Regions from separate parts of the Mus musculus genome. Here region 1 is linked to region 2. The links are chromatin contacts, found by POLR2A ChIA-PET in ENCODE. All regions are on one chromosome and are shown on one strand. Each heading gives the region's core, a stretch centred on a gene start or an enhancer-like site at or near the end of the contact. The rest is flanking DNA. Distances are from core to core; before and after follow the strand shown.

Region 1 (6,204 bases), core at 3,670-6,169, 37 kb before region 2:
GTCAGGGTGGTAAACTCATAGGACGCAGCTTCGCTGGCTGTAGAGGTCATCAGACTCAAGAAGGTGGACTGGGAGAGAGAGAAAGGAAAAAAAAAAGGCCACTGCCCAAAGGAGTCTTAACTCAGTTTCCTGGGTAAGTCTCTGTGAGTGGACAGAGTAGGAGCCTTCCTTGACCTTAGATTGAGGACTTGGCCGAGTGTACAGAGTAACTTTTCAGACAAAGCATGGTCTCTAGCCCACAAACACGGACTGGCACCAGAGTCCATGGTCTTTGGAGGCCTCACAACTGTCTCAGGTAAGGGACCTGCCTCCCAAGCTCTCCCCGCCTGTTCCAGGAGCCTTTCTCCGGCTCTACTGTCCTAGTGAGCCTAGAATTCTGAGCATGCCGCTGCTCTGGGGCTGTACGGGGAACTGCACATAGAGAGTAGTTGGTGCTGAGAGCCCTGGCTGCCACCATGCACAGTGATGATGCTGAAGGCTAACCTTTGGGCACATTCCCGATCCTAGATCAGATGGGCCACCCTGTAAGACAGGACTCGTTAGGGGCACACTTTCTTTTGAGGACACACTAATTATAGAGGGGGAAAAAACAAATAAAATATGCGTAGCCTATAGCAAGTACCCAAGAACAGGTGCCGTGGCTCATCCGCTCTGGAGCGCTGCTTTGGGATGGGCAGCCTCCTGTGCCCATCTTTGCTCTGATATATTATCTGTATACCAGCAAACCTGCTAACAAGTAAGCCAGCGCCTCAGTCTTGGTTTCCACAACCATTCCCCCCAAAAGGAAACCAGGCCTCCTCGGAGAAATGGCAGATCCTAGACTAGGGCAGGGAGTAGGTCAGATGAGACAGGCCTCTGGAGCGAGGTTTGGCTGAGGGACACATGGTGGGATTGTGCTGAAGCAGACAGTTCCAAAGCTAGGACTGCACTGAAACATCAAGGTCATCACATCATCGGGCTGGGACTGTGGCTCAGGGGCACAAGGCCGAAATGCCCAGGACTGAAAGGGGGTGTGGAGTTGGGGCTAGGAGCCGAATCAGTAAAGTGTATGCTCCCATAGCACTCATGTAAAGAACCTAGGAGTGGTCCCATAATCTCCACCGGGGAGGTGGAGGCAGGGGGAGTTCCTAGGATTGGGTCAGAAAGCCTGGTCTACTTGACAAGGTCTAGGCCAGCAAGAGATCTTTCTTAAAAATCAAGGTGGAGGGGCTAGAGAGATAGCTCAGCAGTTAAGGGCACTCATTGGCTGCTCTTCCAGAGGTCCTGAATCCCATTGGCAGCAACCACATGGTGGCTCACAACCATCTATGTGATCTGATGCCCTCATCTGGCATAGAGGTGTACATGCAGACAGAGTACTCAGAGATATAAATAAATAAATCTAAAAAAAAAAAAAAAAAAACCTCCACAAAAACCAAAAACCAAGGTGGAGAGCCTGAGAAATGACACTGGATATTGTCCTAGCCTCCACCCCTATACATATACACGTGCACAAACAAACACCCTCAAACACATGTACCCACACACATGTGAATAGAGAAAAATAAAACTAAAAATCAGGGCTAGACAAGGTGAGGCACACCTTTAATCTTAGCACTCAGGAGGCAGAGACAGGTAGGTCACTGTGAGTTTGAGTTTGAGGTCAGCCTGATTTACAGAGCCAATTCCAGCCCCTGCAGAGCTACACAGTGAGACACGGGCCTTGAACCAAAACAAAAAGTAAAAACCAAAGTATGCTGGGGCTGCCTAGAATCAGGGGAACAGGGCAGGTGAATATGGTGAGGGAAGCCAGGTTAGTAGAAGTTAAAAGAGCTATGAATCCAAGCATGGACACAGACAACAGCTTGCCCTTAATGCATGGGTTGTAACAAGGGTGTTTCCTCAGGTAACAGTGTTACCAATAAAGAAACAGTTATCAGGACTCTGGCAACTCTCTGCAACAACAACAAAAATCCAAGATCATTCTAGCATTAAAAACCTATTGTCTCTCAAGATGGCTCAGCAGATACAAAGTATTTGCCACCAAGCCTGACAAGTTGAGTTCTATCCTATGGACCCATAAGGTAGAAGGAAAGAACTGACTCTTTTAAGTTCTCTGACATCCAGTGTGGCACGTATTTGAAATGTATTAAAACCTTATCTGCCCTGGCAAAGATGCTTACTTAATCATACCACATAAAATGTGAGTCAAGATAGGACATTAAACTGAACCACTTTCCAGAAGAAACTTTCTAGAAGACTCCACAGTGACATCATCACTTCACTTGTAGCCAGTCTGTGTGCTAGCTCTGAGGCCCAACTTCTCTTGACTCTCATCACCTCCGCTCTCCTGATGCTCACTTGGGCAGATAGCCCAGCTCTCCCAATGTCTACAGGCAGGCTTCCCCTGAAGGGCCTCTCTCAGCAAGCTCCCTCACATCGGTTAGGACCTCTGATACACCAACCACTCACTAGAGAAGCCTTCAGCTACCCAGACATGTCTTGAAGGACCTTGGACTTCCTTGGAGCTTAAAACCAACTAAGTGACACCTGAATTTGCTCAAATTGTCTTTTCTGAGAGGAAGTATGTGCAGGTAGGGATGGGCATCCCAGTATCGGGCCCAATGCCCAGCATAAGGTACACACTGTGTGCCACTGGCTCAGTTGGAAGGCCAACTATTCCTGCTAAGGAGAAGAAAGAGTAACCTCTAAGTTAGGGCGATAGGGAGGTAAGACTTTGAGGGGAGGTAGGGATGGGCATGCTGTAGGTAAGTGACCCTCTATTGTTCTCCCCAAGGTCCACAGAGACCATCACTGACCTTACCCACAGAGGGAAAGCCAATCAGTGCCACACGGGCATCACCTGACTTCATGACATCAAAGCCCTCTCCTTTGGATGAGGCGGATTTGGATGGTTCCAGGAGCTGGGCCCGATACTTGGCCAGTTTTGCTTTCAGCAGGCCCAGGTGGTACTCGGTGGCTGGAGGATGGAAAACAAGACAGGAACAAGTGTCAGGGTCTCTACCTGGAGGGTCAGGTGGGGACCCACATAGGGCCAAGTGCTGAGAACATCAAGACCAGACAACAATCACCTCAAGGAGACCTCAAGGGTTCCCCTGGTACCCCACTGGTATCTCAGCATCCTAAGGAGCACGGATGGGCAGCACTAATGGTACTTGAGGCAGACAGAAGGTCACAGGGCTGCTCTCTGCTCACTCTGGAGCTTTACTCTCTCCTGGTAGCTGCCCTAAAGATCACGAACCAATTCCGAACAGCCGGGAAGTTCCTGAATTCGTGACTTGTCACATCCTGAAGACGTCCAGAGAAAACCTGGGTCAGGCTTGAAGGCCTCAGGTCTGCCCTGCTTCTCTATGGACACAGGGCACTTTCTGTAGTGCTGGAATTCCATGTGGTGCACCACTTCATGGAAGAAGGGGACACTGTGGCATACACAAATTTGCCATGCTGTGATCAGCCCCTGACGGAATCCAGGAGGCCACACAGCCTCCCTGCACACGTCCCATCACTGCGGCCCCAGGCAGAGGATGGGTACCTTGTGCTTAGTTCTCCTGACATCACCCAGCACTCATGGAGGGAGAACAGACTGTTTCACTGTACACCTGTCCCTTTTCCTTCTCCTTTATAGTATTGTCAGGCCGGGCGTGGTGGCGAACGCCTTTAATCCCAGCACTTGGGAGGCAGAGGCAGGCGGATTTCTGAGTTCAAGGCCAGCCTGGTCTACAGAGTGAGTTCAAGGACGGCCAGGGCTACAGCGAGAAACCCTGTCTCGAAAAACCAAAAACCAAACCAAACCAAAAAAAGTATTGTTAGGGTTACCATACTGCTTCCAAATTCTGGGGAACAGGGTTAAGTTACTGAGAAGGAATTCTGTTTCAGGTCTTACCGAATCCGCATGATAGCAGGGACATGGTTGAGACTGAGGACCTCAGCTGTCCTGCCCCAACTCCTTCCACCCTTCTCTGACTTTATCCTTGCCTCAGGACCTATGAACCTGCTGTTGCCTGAATTTAAGTCAGATCAATCCCACCCTGCCATTACTGCCTGGAAAGGTCACTTAGCCTTGTGCATCCGAACAGGAAGGGCAGCAGCACTAACTCTGTCACCACATTTCTTCAAGACTCGGGAAAGCACCAAGGCTAGACACTGCTTGGCAGTCCCACCTCTCCACTGATCCCCAACCCTCACAGTTTGATGCTTCCTTGGTGTTGTGTATTTGGGGTGGTTTACTTTAAATATTAGGTGATCACTCTGGCAAGGGCTTTGCACATGTGAACCACAACAGAGCGGGTGTTATCCCTATCCACAGATGAGGACATTGGGTCGCCAAAAACTGACATGACTTTACAAGGTTACATAGCAAGAACGTAGTGGACAAATTCTCCAGTCCCTACTTCCTTGACACTAGCTCGCTGGCGCCTGCCTGTCTGCCGGGACAAGCTGTTTTGTGAGATGTCTTCTCTTGCCCTTCTCAGCATGAAGGCCCAGCTGCCAGGACCCTAGGGGAAAATCTCCGACACTGCCTTTCTGGGTCACGGGCTTATTGTGCGCGCTGAGGTTTCTCTACTTGAACACTGAGTCCAGCACAGATCAGATCTCTCAAGAACCCTGAAATCACGTCGCTGAATGTGCCCGCTCCCGCCTCACGCACGCCTCGGCACTTCCCCGGTGTTTCTCCGGCCTCGGTGGTGGCTCCAGTTGTCCCCTCATTTTACAGACAAGAAAAACAAGGAGGGTAGAAAGGGAGACCCCTCCGATCCCGCCCTTACCCTTGTTCTTCTGCGTTCGAGCGATCTCCTTCTCGATCTCCGAGATTTTCTCCAAGATCCCCATAGTTGCAGCTTCGGCGGAGATTCACGCTGCCTATAGCTTACAGCGCTGAGCGCTCACGTCTAATGCCGGAAGCAAAGCAGTCAGAACCAGGAAGCGCACCAAGAATGGAGTCCTCCCGAGCTCCCGGTGCTACGAGATTCGGAGTCCGGGCACACCACGTGGAGAGCAGATACCATCCGTTCCTACCTCGTCCAGCTGCGATGAGCATCCGGGTCTTGACTTTGGTTCGTTAGGACCAGACCCCAAACTGCTTTGAGTTTGCAAAGCAGAGGGGGAATCTCTTTTCTCTTTGATAGTGACAGAAAAGGAGATGGGCAGAAAGTCTTAAGGCTCCCATTTTGTAAAGGCAGTAAAAGAGTCTTGGGGTCTAGCCTGCTGGAGTAACCTTTAATCCCAGTACTCAGGAGGCAGGAGCAGGAGGATTGCTGCGAATTTGAAGTCAGCTGGGTTGCACAGCTAGTATCAGTGTCAGATAGGAAAGCAAACGAAAAGTTCAAAACTGGGCTCAGCCGTTAAGAGCACTTAATGCCAGCTTTAATGTGGGGTATTGTTTTTTTGTTTTTTTAATTTTTAAATTAGATGTATTCATTTTATGTGTGTTTTGCTTGCATATATGTATGTACACCATGTGCATGTGCCAGTGGAGCTCAGAACAGGGCACCAGATCTCCTAAAAGTATAGTTTCAGACGGTGGTGAACAACCACGTGGGTTCTGGGAATCGAACATGTCTGTTTCAAGAACAAAGTGCATGGGGTCACCAGTCTCGCTTGCATTGCAGTTTCCGAATAGGTATTGCAAATTACAGCTGTTAAATGACAGTGCCAAGATAGAATGAAGCTCTGGCTGTGAACTCCAAGTCTACACACCCTCATGGTAATGCAGTAGATGTGTATGCTGTTTCTGCAAGGTAGTACGATTTAAGTGTGGTAGGTTTATATGATGTTTTGAGTGGGTATCAAAAGGTGATGGAGCATTTTGGAAGCTGGGGTGGTCAATGCAGATGAGAAGGCCTGAGAAGCCCAGGCCCAAGTCCTCAGGTCCCTTCTGCCTCAAATTTCCTTTTAAAAAACAATTAGCATTCAAAATAATGGGTTATAACATTTTAAAAGATGTTTTATTTTCCATGTATAAGTGTTTTGCCTACATGTATGTGTATACCACATGCATGTCTTCCTTGTTGCCTGCAGAGGTCAGAAGAGGGCATCAGATTGCCTGGATCTGGAGGGATGCTTGTGTCCCACCATAGGGGTCCAGAGTCAAACCTGTGCCCTCTGCAAGTACAAGTGCTCTTAAGCACTGGGCCATCTCTAGCCCCATAACATTTCCATTCATATACCTGTATCTTGCACTTCTTTTATTCCCTATCCCCACCC
Region 2 (6,688 bases), core at 2,632-5,131:
TTTTGAGGAATTTCTATTAAGACCATGAGATACCATTTCATACCCACTGAGATGACTATAATCAAACAAGTTTGTAAAGTGTGAAGAAGTTGGAGCCCTCATATACTGTCAGAGGAAATATAAAATGGTGTAACTACCTTTAAAACCACTGGTAGTTTGCTAAAGTATTAAACCTAAAGATTCTATAAACCCCGGCAACTCTATCTCTAGGTTATCTATATTTATTCAAGAGAAACAAAACCATGTGCACATAAAAACTTGCATACAGCTGATAGTACATACATATAGTCCTAGTACTTGGGACAGGGAAAGTAGGAAGGTCACTTGGAGTTAGGGGTTCAAAGCTAACCTAGGCAATATACAGAGATGCACACCACCAAACCAAAAATCTGTATATGAATTTCACAACAGCATTAATGATAATAGCCCCAAAGTAGAAATAACCTAAAAGTCTATCAGCTGATCAATGGCTAGACAAAATATAGGCAACGTTTACAAAGAGCAACAACAGAATGGAATGAAGTACTGACATGTGCTGAGACATGGATGAGCCCTGAATATATGCTATGTAAAGAAGCAGGTCATGAAAGGAAAACTATGTGACCCTATTTATACAACATGTGCGGGACAGGTAGAAGATGAACCTAAGTTTTTGGGTTTTTTTTTTTTGTTTTTTTGAGGATGGGTCTCATTCTGCAGCCCAGATTCTGGCCTCAGGTTCTGAATTTTGGAATTACAAGTGAATACTACCAAATCTGGTCTCAGAATAGGTAAATCTGCAGAAAAAGATTAGCCTAGGATTGGTAAGTGTGATGGCTGAGGTGTACAAAGGTTTCTTTTGGGGCAATATAAATGTTCTAAAATCTGGTGATAGTTGTATAACTTTGTGAATATCCTAAAAATCATTAAGGGTACACCTTGAATAGGTAAACAGTATGGTATGTGGAGTGTATCTTAGCAAAAGTACTTAGGCCAAACAAGCAGGTATACTTTCATTGATTTGACTTCAGAGTCCATGCCTTTAACTGCAACAATATTCTGCTTCCTAAAAATAGTTTAAGTCAAACAAGAAAAGCAGGAAAGAAGTTGAATTATGAAAGACAGAACTTTTCTCAGAGGGCTGAGTCTAGAGAAGACCAATTAACATAACAGTTCCTATGCCCCTACCTGATCACAGTAACAAGCTCACTGGCAGAGATGTAGGGGAGCATTCCGTGGCACGACCACCAACCATTCCCACCACTCGGCATTCCACGGAAGGATATGGGCTACCCGACACCTACCAACCATGCCTCTAACTCAATCACTATTTCCACTGATTCACAAGGCCCCTGTCGAGGCAGGGAACAACAGACAAATGATAGGAACAGACTTCCCTTTGAAACCTAGTTGCTCTGGCAGCTATGAACCTATTACATCAGAAATCAGTAAATGGGCATAAATTCAGGGCCACTCTAAACATGATCCATGTAGAGAACTCACTTCCAGAATTTTATGATTGAATGAATTAAAAAAACAAAAAGCCTAATTTTTTTCATACTATAGTATCACATCTTAAGGAGGAAAAAAAATGATTATCACAGTAGGTAACAAGACTTGAAATAACTCAGTCACAGCTTTCCAATGACAATAAATACCATACTTCATGATAGAGCTTTATGGGGAAAAATTACATTTAATAAGAGTATGGTTTTCCCAATCTCAAAGCTGAGAGAACTATTTCTACAAATGGTAGGAAAGAAAAGAGCTGATGAGTGTGCTGCAGTTAGAAAGCAGAGACACTCTCGAGTCTTTGGAGTGGGAGATCTATTTGCTCAAAAGAATCTGAGATGGGAAATTAGAACCAAGGGTGGTGGATGCTGTACATGTTCAATATACATCTCCCCGGGCCCTGGGGCAGTATGCACCTCTAAACCTCTGGCTTTCAAGGAACAAGACTTGGGGAACTACCTAGGAGGTGGCATTAGGAGAAAGCACACAAGGTGGGACAGGGAATTGGTCTTCTGGCAGACAGTTTAATACCTAGAAAGAAGAGTATTGTGGAGAGGGGAGATAGATAAAAGAGAAATATCTACTCCCACCAATCTCCTTCAGTTGGGAAAAGCTTCAAGGGGGAGAGAAAGAGGTGGAGTTCTGGAAAAGAAAGGCCCAGAGAAGATGAAGCTGAAGTTTCAAAGTTGTTCAGGGACTGGCAGCCACCAGCCAGTACTCAGATATCCAGGTCAAATAGGGGGAGGTAAGTGGACACAAAACAAAACTGTGTTAGATTTCCCAGTACTTAGGCATCTGAGGCTCGGAGGAAACTCTGGAGCTATGCAGATAACAATCAGCAACACTACAGCCAGCAATAGCAACCAGCTAGATCAAGGTGCGAGGTCTGGGGAGAGGCCAGGGGGACTGCCAGGGATGGGAAGGAGCCACAGCAGGGTAGGGTAAGAAGCCTGGGACAGGAAGCAAAGTGTAGCAGCGGATGCCTATGAACTGACTGACGCCGGGTTTTGGTACTGGAAGGCCCCACGAGACAAGGTCTTAACACTAAGTGGTGCAACTGGAGATATTTGGGTGTGAGGCTCCCTGGTCTTTGGGGAGCCTCAACCTCTGTGGGTTGTCTCAGCCAATGGAGGGAGGTTGGCCACCTCTCCCCCGTCAGCAGTGGGCTGACTGAGTTCTCCTAAGGAGCAATGTCCCTGGCACTCAGGATGGAGTTGGGGTCAGAGGAAAAGCTTCATTCCGGGAGAATGTGACACTGGCCGCTATCGAGAGGTACTGAGTTTGGGGCAGCCAATGGAGAGTTTTTCAGGATCCGACAGGGACTGGTGGGAGGGCTGGCTGGTGTAGGGAGGACAGGACTTGGGAAGAACCGACTCAGGCTAAAGGACGGCTAGTCATGGGGGAGCTTCCGGATGCCCAAGCCGGCGAGTCAAAGGCTCTAAGTGTGGGACAGTCTTCGGGGTCTGTCGGAGACTGGCCACTACAGGCTCTGAGTCTAGGGGTGGGCTAGGGGTAGGGTTCGAGAGTGTGACATCAGCTGGGCAGGTCCCGGTGGGAGGCGCCGGGTGCAGGAGGCCCCGGCAGTGAGAGGGCCTGGTCCGCGGCTGAGGGCTCGAGGAGCCCAGGGCAGGCCCGGCCCGTGAGCGCCGCGAGGAGGCCCTCGGGCCCGGCCTTGCCGCCTGGCGCTCACCTGCAGCACCACCTCTACGTCGTACGAGTTCCCCTTGCTCTTCTGGTGGCCACGGAACTTGGAGCCGCTGTAGAGCAAGCTGGTGGCCACGCCGGGCTGCTGGGTGTTGATGGGCGGCGGCGGGATGAGTGAGGCCGCGGATGTGGTTGAGGCACCCGCCGGCGGGGGACACTCGGTGCGGACCGGCATCGCGGGGTCCCCCGGAGCCAGGGCTGGGGGAGGGGGAAGGAACCGCCGCCGCCGCGCGGGAGCCGAAGCTGCGGGGAGGGCGGACCCGGGCGCGCACGCGCGGGGGAGGGGCCGGGGAACCACCCGCCCGCTGAGGCCAGACCAAGCGCTCGTGTTGCCACCTGGACCCGGAGACCTGCAAGCAGGGCCTCCCAGACCTGAGCTGGGTCTCCCTTCCCACTTGCCCTCGCGGGTACACACACACACACACACACACACACACACACACACACACGCACGCACGCACACACACACACACGCGCATACACACTCACTCACTCATACACACGCGCTCACACACACACGCGCGCGCTCACACACACACAAACACACACACACTCTGCAGCTTCCAATTGGCGCGGGCGCGCTGGAGAGGCGGGAGCAAGCTCACGCGGCGCTTCCGCCCATTGGCGGACAGAGAAAGCACGTGGCGCAGAGCGCGAACGGCCCTCTGGGACTTGTAGTTTTCTTCCCGTGGCGCGGCATGGAGGGGGCGTGGCGAGCACGTTTATGATGCTGATTGACGGGGGCGGGAGTGGCGCGCAGCGGGGCGCACGGCTGCGACGGCGCGCCGTAGGTGTCATGAGGAAGATGGCGGCGTGCTGAGGAGGCTGAGGGCTATGAACCCTTGGTGAGAGGTTTCCGTACAGAACCAGCGAGGGGTGTGGGGTTCTCTTCGCTCTTTTCCTGTACTCTGTTTCCACGCATGTGTCCACCCAGGTCCTTGGGCAGGATGTGGCGAATCTACCCCCGGCTGAGGGACCGGTGGCGCGGTCTCTTGGACCGGCGTCTCAGTGACCCCACCGTCTCAGTATGGCCGGGGCCAGCTCCGCAGCCTCCGGCCCGGGCCTATGTCCCGCCAACAGGTGAGGCCCGGACATAATGTGACTTTTTGGTCAGGAGCCAAGTCGGGCTCACCTGGAGGAAGGTTTCTGACGTGCAATGCGGGGTGACAGGCAGGGTTCAGGCCTATGCGAATATTTAGAGCAACAGAGTTCTGTTTCAATTTGAAAAATGACATCCAAACAAGTGCGAGGGTGACTTTAGGGGACACAGCGTGCCCAGGACACGAGATATTTGGCTCTTGAGGCTTTTCTCAATTTCCTTTATTTTTTCTTTTCTTTTTATTTTTTCGGGGATAGGATTTTTCTGTGTAACCCTGGCTGCTCTGGAACTCACTCTATAGACCAGGCTGGCCTCGTACTCAGAGATCCTCCTGTCTCTAGTTCCTGAGTGCTACCACCACTACCACCACCACCACCACCTCCCAGCTTCAGGGTTTTTTTGTTTGCTTGTTTGTTTGTTTGTTTGTTTTTCCTTTTAAAGGGGAGCAGGTGTCTTAGTTGGATTCAGAAAGGAAAATTTGGGCTTTCAATCAGGACATCCAAGGTCACAGAGCAGACTGGTTGAGGCTATGGAAGGCAAAGACTGACCTGACTGTGTTGTGTCCTCATGACTGTGTTGTGTCCTCAGGACCCAGCAGAAGACTTGGCACAGAGGCAGGCCTTAAGTCTTCCACCACACACAGCACACTTCCTTAGGGGTTTGCGGGCCCTCTGTCCTAGTGCAGTGCCACAGCCTCTGCATTCTCTGCAGCTTTCTCTAAGTGGGAGTTTATGCCAGGCTTCTTTGACCTACTAAGGACTGTAATAAGACTGAAAGAAGGTTATTTCATTGCTTCTGAAAGAGAGATTGCTACAAGTGAGGTTCACTTCAGTGAATGAAAAGTAGTGATGACCTCTCTAAATTCAGTTAGTTGTTTTGTGTTGAGGGCATGTGGTCTCACCTGAATGATTCTCAACATCAGATGCAGGATTCATTATGCTTACGAAACAATAGTTTGCAATATATTGTGATATGGGAACTATGAAGGACTTAAGAAATCACAAGGATGAGCGTGTACAGGGTGATTGAAAGGGCATTTAAACTGGGGCTTGAGAGATGAGTAAGAGTTTGATGGGGGAGAAAGGGGGTGTAACATGTCCAGAGGTGATGACTGGGTGTTAGAGGTCTTGCTGCAACACTGCCCTCATTAGGCAACAATTCCATAGGCAGTTTGGCAATTGGCATAAGAGTACAAACCTGGGGTCTGTTGTTGGCAAAATCTCTGAGGTACTGTGGTCTTGGGCATGTATGATGTTGCTTTCTTTGGTGATCTGAAGCATGAGATTGCCTTTAAGAATTCTTTAGGCTGTAAATCCCATAATTTCTTGTTTCATTTAGTGTGTATATATCTGTGTGTGCACTTGGCATGCACATGGAGGTCAGAGGACAACCAGCAGGACTTGGTTGTGGCTTTGAGGGACTGAACTGAGGATGTTGGGTTTAGTGGTCAGCGTCTATACGTGGTGAGCCGTTCAATGGTCTATAGCCCATGATTTTATATAACTGGGGAAGGGAGTGGATGCACCAGGGAGCTGATTTTTGCTTATCAGGACACAAACGAAGGCCTAAAAGTGGGGCAGAAAAAGCCAGTAAAGACAAAGGAAGAAGCTAAGAGTAGCGTCACACACATGTATCAGCTGCTTGGGAGCCTGAGATAGGATCACTTGAGGTCATGGGGTATGGGGAGGAGGAGAACGGGCTTGACTTACAGATAGCTCTCTGTGCCCCATTCATTCATACATTCCTATTTTCTTTCACCTTTGACTACCTACTATGTGCTAAATAATGCTAAGAGCCAACTGGTAAGTCTGTAATACAGAAGAAAAGATGGCAGATCAAGCACCTCCACAATGGAAAACAAAAAGCATCCATGCGCTTAAATTGACCCTTTGCCTATTTAGTGAACTCCTGAATGTGTTCCTTTGTTTATGCCGTGCCTCCCTAGGGTATGCTTTGCTCTTTTTGTCCTCCCCAGGTGGGAGATATTTTTGTGTATCTTTGAAGTATGTAAATTATTAAGTCCTTCTTCTTTAAGAATCCACTTGTCAATGTTAGGAACAGCTACACCATAGAAACTTGTCAGGAGAGGAGAGGCTTTTGAAGGAAGGGCTCGCTGTGGGGTTGGAGGAGGAGGTCCTGCAGTGCAGAGACCTTTGTGAGGCCATTGCCACCCTCCTGCTGTTTTCTGCCCAGAGGAGGATGTAGTTTGGAGAAGCAGCATATGAGGTAAATTCCCAAAGAAATAAAAGCTTGAAGTCCTGTCCTGTTCCTACCATTTACAAATTGCCTCCTGTCCAAGGCAGCTTCTCCAAGTTTCTGCCACTTAAGAGACGTTACCTGCTTTGCCATTCTCATAGGAGTGTCAGGGACCAGACGGCTATCTGCTTTTGAAGT

The links. ChIA-PET counts read pairs that join two places held with the same protein, here RNA polymerase II (POLR2A).
Region 1: POLR2A ChIA-PET joins it to region 2 with 28 read pairs in embryonic stem cell. The contact joins the promoter of Drg2 here to the promoter of Gid4 in region 2. POLR2A ChIA-PET finds 5 or more read pairs at or near these places in 4 of 5 experiments (Patski and embryonic stem cell).

Annotation. Positions count from the first base shown.
Region 1 is chr11:60,453,306-60,459,509 of GRCm38, reverse strand. It overlaps Drg2 (developmentally regulated GTP binding protein 2), which reads right to left and starts at 4,919. Exons shown (of 13, transcript NM_021354.2): 1 at 4,767-4,919; 2 at 2,799-2,959; 3 at 1-68. The coding sequence starts at 4,830.
Region 2 is chr11:60,414,338-60,421,025 of GRCm38, reverse strand. Gid4 (GID complex subunit 4, VID24 homolog) reads right to left here and starts at 3,881. Exons shown (of 6, transcript NM_025757.4): 1 at 3,182-3,881. The coding sequence starts at 3,370. It overlaps Atpaf2 (ATP synthase mitochondrial F1 complex assembly factor 2), which reads left to right and starts at 3,992. Exons shown (of 8, transcript NM_145427.3): 1 at 3,992-4,275. The coding sequence starts at 4,116.